2 separate regions of the Homo sapiens genome follow, and region 2 is linked to region 1. Evidence: read pairs that join two places in POLR2A ChIA-PET (ENCODE). Cell type or tissue: PC-9. All regions are shown on one strand.

Region 1 (4,000 bases):
TAAAATTATCTCTTTGTGCTTGAATCATGAAAGAATCAGGTATGGAATCCTCATCAAATTATAACTACCGTTTAAACAAGTATATACTTTTGGCTTTTGTTCATTACTTATTCACTTAATGAGTCGTAATATATTTTCTCTCTGTTTATTAGTGGCAGAATGAGAAATTTAGAAAAGAACATGTTTACAAAAGAAGCTTTAGCTTTGGCTTGGCGATATTTTTTACCTCCATACACCTTCCAGATCAGAGTTGGTGCTTTGTATCTGCTATATGGATTATATAATACCCAACTGTGTCAACCAAAACAAAAGGTAATACTTAGTGAGTTATTTTTCCTTAGCAGAAATGTAAAACAAGTACCATATTTTTATAATAAATATTATATGATTAAATATGATTTAAATAAAATGCCAGTATTTTAAAATTATAATATGTTTGTGAAAAAATATTTACATTTAGTACAACTTTTTTTTCTTCCTGGTTGCAGATCAGAGTTGCCCTGAAGGATTGGGATGAAGTTTTAAAATTTCAGCAAGATTTAGTAAATGCACAGCATTTTGATGCAGCTTATATTTTTAGGAAGCTACGACTAGACAGAGCATTTCACTTTACAGCAATGCCCAAATTGGTATGTTGCCTAAAATAATTTGGTTTTTTCAAAATGAGCAATTATACTTTATTGTCCATAAAACCTCTCAATCTCCAGAAAATGGAATAAGTATTGATAGTGTTCAAGACTTTTAGCTTTTTTTTTTTTTAGACAGAGTCTTGCTCTGTCGCCCAGGCTGGAGTGCAGTGGCACCATCTCGGCTGACTGCAACCTCCGCCTCCCGGGTTCGAGGGATTTTCCTGCCTCAGCCTTCTGAGTAGCTGGGACTACAGGCATGCGCCACCACACCAAGCTAATTTTTGTATTTTTAGTAGAGACAAGGTTTCACCATGTTGTCCAGGATGGTCTTGATCTCTTGACCTCGTGATCCACTCACCTTGGCCTACCAAAGTGTTGGGATTACAGGCGTGAGCCACTGCGCCCGGCCTGGCTTGTAACTTTTTTTGTGTGTGTGTGCCTTTTTGATACAGAGTCTTGCCCTGTCGCCCAGGCTGGAGTACAGTGGTGCTATCTCAGCTCACTGCAACCTCCGCCTCCAGGGTTCAGGCAATTCTCCTGTCTCAGTCTCCTGAGTAGCTGGGACTACAGGCGCCCTCCACCACGCCTAGCTAATTTTTGTATTTTTAGTAGAGATGGGGTTTCACCATATTGGTCAGGCTGGTCTTGAACTCCTGACCTCAGGTGATCCACCCGCCTCAGCCTCCCAAAGTGCTGCTCACCTCAGGTGAGCCACCATGCCCGGCCTTGTAGCTTTTTTAAAATAGGAGAAGGTATTTTCTAATTACTACTTTTTTTTCTGCAAGCAAAAATTTAGCCTTTGCTTTTTAAATGCAGTGTATCTGGGTGCCACATATTAAGCGAACTGTTTTGAGAACAAATTAGATTTGGCATCTGCATTTGCTCATGTCTCAAACATCAGAGGAGGTTACTGAAAGACGTACAAAATTGTTAAAAATTCTTTGGTGAAAAGTTGAAACTTCTAATAGCATTTGTTTTTTTTTAATCTAGTGGTAATTGAGACACTAGGTTGAAGAGCACTAGTTCTGGTTCTGCCATTAGCTGGCAAATTATGTAATTTCTGTCTTATCTGAATTTGTAGGCATGTGGCATGGCATGTGAGAGGATACTTCACAAGTCTAACAGTCTTTGGAACGTGGATATTTAACAGATGTACCCTTACAGCTGGTTTTGTTTTATCTGTGTTTACTTATAGACAATTTTTAGTGCTGGCTTATATTTCAATACTTTTAACAATACTGTTTAAAAGATACTCATTTAAAAAGACACGTATTATCACATAGCTGTCATATAGGATGAAGAAAAAAATTCACCGAGCTGAAGTTACAGAAGAATTTAAGGACCCAAGTGATCGTGTGATGAAACTTATCACTTCTGATGTATTAGAGGTAAATTTTCTTTTATGCTCTTGAAAATTTTTAAAAATTGTTTTATTGCCAACTACATATTGAGGTTATACCTTCATCTACTGGATACTGATTTTTCTAATGATTTTAACCACTCTAGGATGCTATTTCTCTAGAGTATCAGACATAAAATAGCCTAAATATATCAAGGCTTACAAATCTTGAAATAGCGTGAGAAAAAAAGATGTAGAAGACTGGACCTGGACTGAAGATGTGTGGATTCTGTTACTAAAACTATTGTTTGTATTTGACTTTAGTTAGGTCATAAAACAAGAGTTTAAAGTGACTTTACTTACTTTTTTAAAAAAACAATATACATGACCAGGCATGGTGGCTCACACCTGTAATCTCAGCACTTTGGGAGGCCGAGGTGGGTGGATCACGAAGTCAGGAGTTTGAGACTAGCCTGGCCAATATGGTGAAATCCCGTCTCTACTAAAAATACAAAAGTTAGCTGGGCATGGTGGCGCACGTCTGTGGTCCCAGCTACTGGGGAGGCTGAGGCTGGAGAATCACAAACCCCAGAGGTAGAGGTTGCAGTGAGCTGAGATCGCACCGCTGCACTCCAGCCTGGGCAACAGAGCAAGATTCCGTTTTGAAAAACAAAAAAACCAATGTGCATTTATTTCCTGAGGTTTTTTTTTTTTTTTTTTTTCTCACACGGAGTCTTGCTCTGTCACCCAGGCTGGAGTGCAGTGGTGCAATCTCAGCTCATTGTAACCTCCGCCTCCCAGGTTCAAGCAATTCTCCTGCCTCAGCCTCCCGAGTAGCTGGGACCACAGGCGTGTGCCACCATGCCCGGCTGATTTTTTGTATTTTTGGTAGAAACAGGGTTTTGCCGTGTTAGCCAGGATGGTCTCGATCTCCTGACCTGGTGATCTGCCCACCTCTGTCTCCCAAAGTGCTGGGATTACAGGCGTGAGCCACTGCACCCAGCCTACTTCCTGAGTTTTAACATTTATTTTAAAACCTACCATTGAAAACAGTGAGTCTATTTTGATAATATATTTTCGTATTTTGTTTGAGTGTACAGTATTGGGAAAAATCTTATGCATGGATAAGTAGTGTTACAAATCTTTTTAAGCATGAGTAGAAAAGCATTGCTTTGAGGTTGAAACAAAATCTCAGTACAGGGTTACAGTATTCCAAATCAATGATATTTCAAAAGAACATATAGAGAGGAGACGAGAGGGTAAGGGGACACTTTGGTCGTGCTTTTAAATTTTCTTTAAGCCTAAATGTCTCCCTCATTACTATTAGGATTATAATATTTTATTTCATTCGGTTGTTCTGCAAATTGAAATGAGGTGATGCCTAAATAGTGCTGAGTGTGGTATATTACACACAGTATATACCCTTAATAAATGTTAATTCCCTTTTTCTCCAGCCCTACTCAGTCTTTTCTTGTATTACAATTGAAAGACAGGGATCAGATCTTAGATTTACTCAAATGTTTGTTTAGATGCCCCCATGTTCTTTTTTTTTTTTTTTTTCTTGTCCCTGACACAGGATCTTCCTCTGTCACCCAGGCTGGAATGTAGTGGCACGATCTTGGCTTGCAGCAACCTCTGCCTCCTAGTTTCAAGTGATTCTTGTGTCTCAACCCACTGAGTAGCTGGGATTACAGTTGTGCACCACCATGCCCAACTAATTTTTTCTATTTTTAATAGAGGTGAGGTTTCACTGTGTTGACCAGGTTGGTCTTGAACTCCTGGCCTCAAGCGATCTGCCTGCATTGGCCTCCTAAAGTGGTGAGTTTACAGGTGTGAGCCACTGTGCCCGGTCGCCCCCACGTTGCAATAACATCAGCCTGTCAGGTTGTTTGTAATTCAGGTAGCAAATTGATTTTTGGGAGCACTCTGGGTCTGTTCTGTAAAGTAACTTTATTTTTGAGCAAGGATCCTTAATCTCTGGCCTGGAGATGGTCCATGTCCCTCTCCCCCACCACATTGTATGAAAAATTGA
Region 2 (4,000 bases), 280 kb before region 1:
CAGCTGTGAATGTGTGGAAACACCCTGTGCAAAGCCGGTGGCACTTACAACCACAAATAAAGATAGGTTCAAGGCTGGGTGTGGTAGCTCATGCCTGTAATCCCAGCACTTTGGGAGGTTGAGGTGGGAGTATTGCTTGAGCTCAGGACTCGAGACCAGCCTGGGCAATATAATGAGACCCCATCTCTACTAAAAATCAAAGCCGGGTGTGGTGGCGCACGCCTGTAGTCCCAACTACTCCAGAGGCTGAGGTAGGAGGATTGCTTGAGCCCTGGAGGTCAAGGCTGCAGTGAGCCAAGATCGTGCCACTGCACTTCAGCTTGGGTGACAGAATGAGACCCTGTCTCACCCAAAAATAATGATAGGTTCTGTGTATCTGCATCCGTTGGTAAAATACCACTTTCCTCGCAAAATAATCTGCAATCCCACAAAATGGTATCACGGGGTCCCAAGTCGATGGCACTCATCCTGTGGGCCTTAGCTCATGTTTCCCTTGCTCAGAGACGTCGCCTGACCCCCAGGCAGGTGACCAGATATCACGCTTCCTCTGCTTTTCCTTCACAGGATTTACCAGAATTTGTCAATCTGCTTGTGTCACTTTTTTTTTTTTTTTTTTTTTTGAGTAATGTGTTTCTCACACCAAACTCTGTATGGGGAGAGGCTGTGTCTGCTCTACTCTCTATGGGATCCCGGCTCCGAACTCAGCACCAGCTAATCAGGAATTTCATAAATGTCACAGGAAGGAGTGAGGAAACCCATTTATCTTAGAGGTGCTTGAAGCAAAACGTTTTACACTTAGATAAATCTTGGATCACTTTTTAAATGAGACCTACACGTTTCTTTCATGAAGCAGTCATGATTTCCATAGCACTTTATTCACACTACTTGCATAGTATTTAGTACACTGCATAGTGACTTTTAAGAGTCCACTTTTACCTGCTAGGTTGAGAGTCACTTAAGGGGGAGATGGCATCTCGCTCATTTCTACATTCCGACTCTTGACTCAATCTTTTGAAGGACTGAGTGGTATTTCCAATGTGGATGCTACTGTGAGGCTGTCATTTGGCTTCCTTTTTTTTTTTTTTTTTTTGGAAGAAGGAGTCTTACTCCTGTCGCTCAGGTGGGAGTGCCGTGGCACAATCACAGCTCATTGCAGCCTTTACTTCCCGGGCTCAGGTGATCCTCCTGCCTAATTTTTTTTTTATTTTTTTGTATAGACAACCTCTTGCTATATTGCCCAGGCTGGTCTTGAACCCCTGGGCTCAAGGGATCCACCCACATAGGCCTCCCAAATTGGTAGGATTACAGGCATGAGCCACTGCACCCGGCCTCCACTTCTGTTTGGCTGACTTGTCTAAAGGGGTGTTCTTTTTCTGTGATTGTTCTCTGCCCATTTGTGAGAACTAGAGCACCTGCTAGGTGTCCTTTACTTTGGGTAATTAACCCCACATGTTCCAGATTAAAGGCATTTACCTTTCGATTTACATTCTCTCTCCAGGTACATGACCTTTAAGGTACAGAGCTGGAACTCGAGTCAAAGGTTTCTGATGCCTTCTGTACTTTTGATTTCATGTAGCAATTCAAGGCTGTGTGAAATGAACTACAGGAGATCCAGGTGCTGCTCTGCCCAGGGGATCTAATCCCACCAGACCGGTTGCACTGCACCCTGACCCATGGTCAGGATGTTTCCTGGAATACATCCACTTGACAGTGTCCTCTCTATGCCACAGCCTTAGGCAATATGCTGCTGATGGAGCTCTAGGTTAATTGCTACACCACATTGGGCCCTCTCTTGTGTTTGTATCCAGGATCGTCTGTTTTTTGTGATGGAGTTTGTGAATGGGGGTGACTTGATGTTCCACATTCAGAAGTCTCGTCGTTTTGATGAAGCACGAGCTCGCTTCTATGCTGCAGAAATCATTTCGGCTCTCATGTTCCTCCATGATAAAGGAATCATCTATAGGTGAGTTTTGGTTGCTGCCCTGTCTTCTAATTCACTGCCTCTTCCCTCTCCTGGTATGATCCATCCTTCCACTTCTCATGATAATCAGTTGAAACCTTTTTTGGAATTAAATTCACAGAAGTTTTGTTTTGGTTTTTGTTTTTGAGACAGGGTCTCACTCCATAGCCCGGGCTGGAGTGCAGTGGCGCAATCATGGCTCACTGCAGCCGGTCCATCTGGACCTCCCAAGTAGATAGCTGGGACTACAGGCACGCACCACTACACATGGCTAATTTTTATTTTTTATTTTTTGTAGAGACAGGGGTCTTGCAATGTTGCCCAGGCTTCACAAAGGTTCCAAGGATCCATTAGGATAAATTAATAACAGTAATAAACACTGCCTGCAATCTAAAATTTGCCTCACTTTGTATTCATAAAATAGGCCCGACAGTCTCAGAAGAGACTGTTTATTCATGAATTGGTTCAGCCCCAGTTTGCTAAGGACCTGTCATAGCCAAGACCTGCAGGGTGCTAAACACACTGTTGTTCTCTTTTTTTCATTTTAACATTTGAAGTGAATCCCTTAACCATGATTCTATTCCATTTTAAGAATCTACACCTTAACTAAAGGGTGTGGCTAACCTGCTCTAAGTTACAAGAATTACAGTCATGTGGAGCATGGCTCACCAGTCAGGAGCTAGGTGAGCCACTTGTGAGCAGTGTCCTGCATGATAATATCTTCCGTGTGTAGCCCCCTCCCAAATATTTGATTCTCCATTTTGTGACACACAATCTTTTGATCATAATATACCATACTTTGAATGGACTCCGAATCTGCTTGATGTTGTTAAGTCTCAGAATTCAACAGATATCAAATGTAACTTTAGTCAGAGAGAAGGTTGGAGACAGTGAGAAGTGTAATAGTGAATGTTAGATAATTTTTATTCTCACATTTTCCTGTTTTTTTTTCTGCTGTTAGTGTCCTCACCTAATTGCACATATGCTCTTTTTTCTTTTTTATTGTTTTATTTCTTTTCTTTCTTTCTTTCTTTTTTTTTTTTTAAGACAGTGTCTTGCTATTTTGGCTAGGTCGGTCTTGAACTCCTGGCCTCAAGCAATCCTCCCACCTTGGCCTCCTAAAGTGCTAGGATTACAGGCATGAGTCACCACACCCAGCTCACATAAACTCTTTTTCTCTTGAGATGCAATTGTTGCTTTCCTTAGAGAAAAATTTTCGTATATTAGGGGCATGAATGCCAAAGTAAAGGATTTCCTGATTGAAATTTGCTATTTATTAACCTTGTTAAATGCAGTTCCTATCATAAACTCATGACAGTATTGACATCATTATTAAATTATAAGAGCTTTAAAAACAGTGAATATTCTTAAATACCGTGGGAGTCAAAATAGGAAGAGAACAAGTAGTAACTCTCTTAGAGAGAGTGCAGTAAGACTGGTGGGTGGTGCTGGAGATAAGTGGGAACGCAAGCACTGCATAGCAGGTGTGGCAGGTACCACAGAGACACTTCTCTAATTCATTCTCAGTGCAGATCCCCTAGACCTCAACTCCATACAGTGCATTTATCACAGCCTCACGGCACTGTGCAGGAGGGAAGAGGGTGCAGAACTGGGAACCAGCCTGGATAAGGACAGTGGGAGCCACCTGTTTGAAAGCAGTCTAGGATCTCTGCTCGTTCTTAGGTCACGGGGCTGCAGCAGGTTGATTAGGCAGCTTGTTTTGAGCTTTCTTGACCAGGCTGTGGGGATTAGATCACAGCATTTTTTTCCCACTCTCCACTTTCTTTCCAGTGTATGCTTTGTGGAGGTTGCTGGTATGATCTCTGATGGTGAAGGGAGTTAAGCGTCGTCCTCATGCTATCAGACTCCAGGCAGTAAATTCCATTTTTGTTCTCCTCTCCGCGGCTAATCCAGCCATCTCCACTCCGCTTGCCCCGAAGAGAGACGTTTCCACATGTAGTTTTAAAAACTACATGTAAGTAATGACTCCCCTACTTGACAGGGACTTCTGCTGCAGATCAAAATAATATTAACAACAAG

The links. Peaks named below come from ENCODE experiments on the same cell type or tissue, not always from the same donor. Only the 100,000 strongest peaks of a DNase experiment are listed, where the experiment ranks them.
Region 2: POLR2A ChIA-PET joins it to region 1 with 5 read pairs; 14 of 35 experiments call an interaction of 5 or more read pairs at or near these places.

Annotation. Positions count from the first base shown.
Region 1 is chr14:61,766,724-61,770,723 of GRCh38, forward strand. SNAPC1 (small nuclear RNA activating complex polypeptide 1) reads left to right here. Exons shown (of 10, transcript NM_003082.4): 2 at 153-312; 3 at 489-629; 4 at 1,913-2,017. Among named protein-coding and RNA genes, the nearest start is that of SNAPC1, 6.3 kb to the left of the region's middle. In PC-9, no CTCF peak of the experiment used is centred here; no DNase peak of the experiment used is centred here.
Region 2 is chr14:61,483,694-61,487,693 of GRCh38, forward strand. PRKCH (protein kinase C eta) reads left to right here. Exons shown (of 14, transcript NM_006255.5): 10 at 1,809-1,963. Among named protein-coding and RNA genes, the nearest start is that of PRKCH-AS2, 60 kb to the right of the region's middle. In PC-9, no CTCF peak of the experiment used is centred here; a DNase peak (open chromatin) is centred at 1,658; H3K4me3 peaks cover 355 bases; H3K27ac peaks cover 1,592 bases.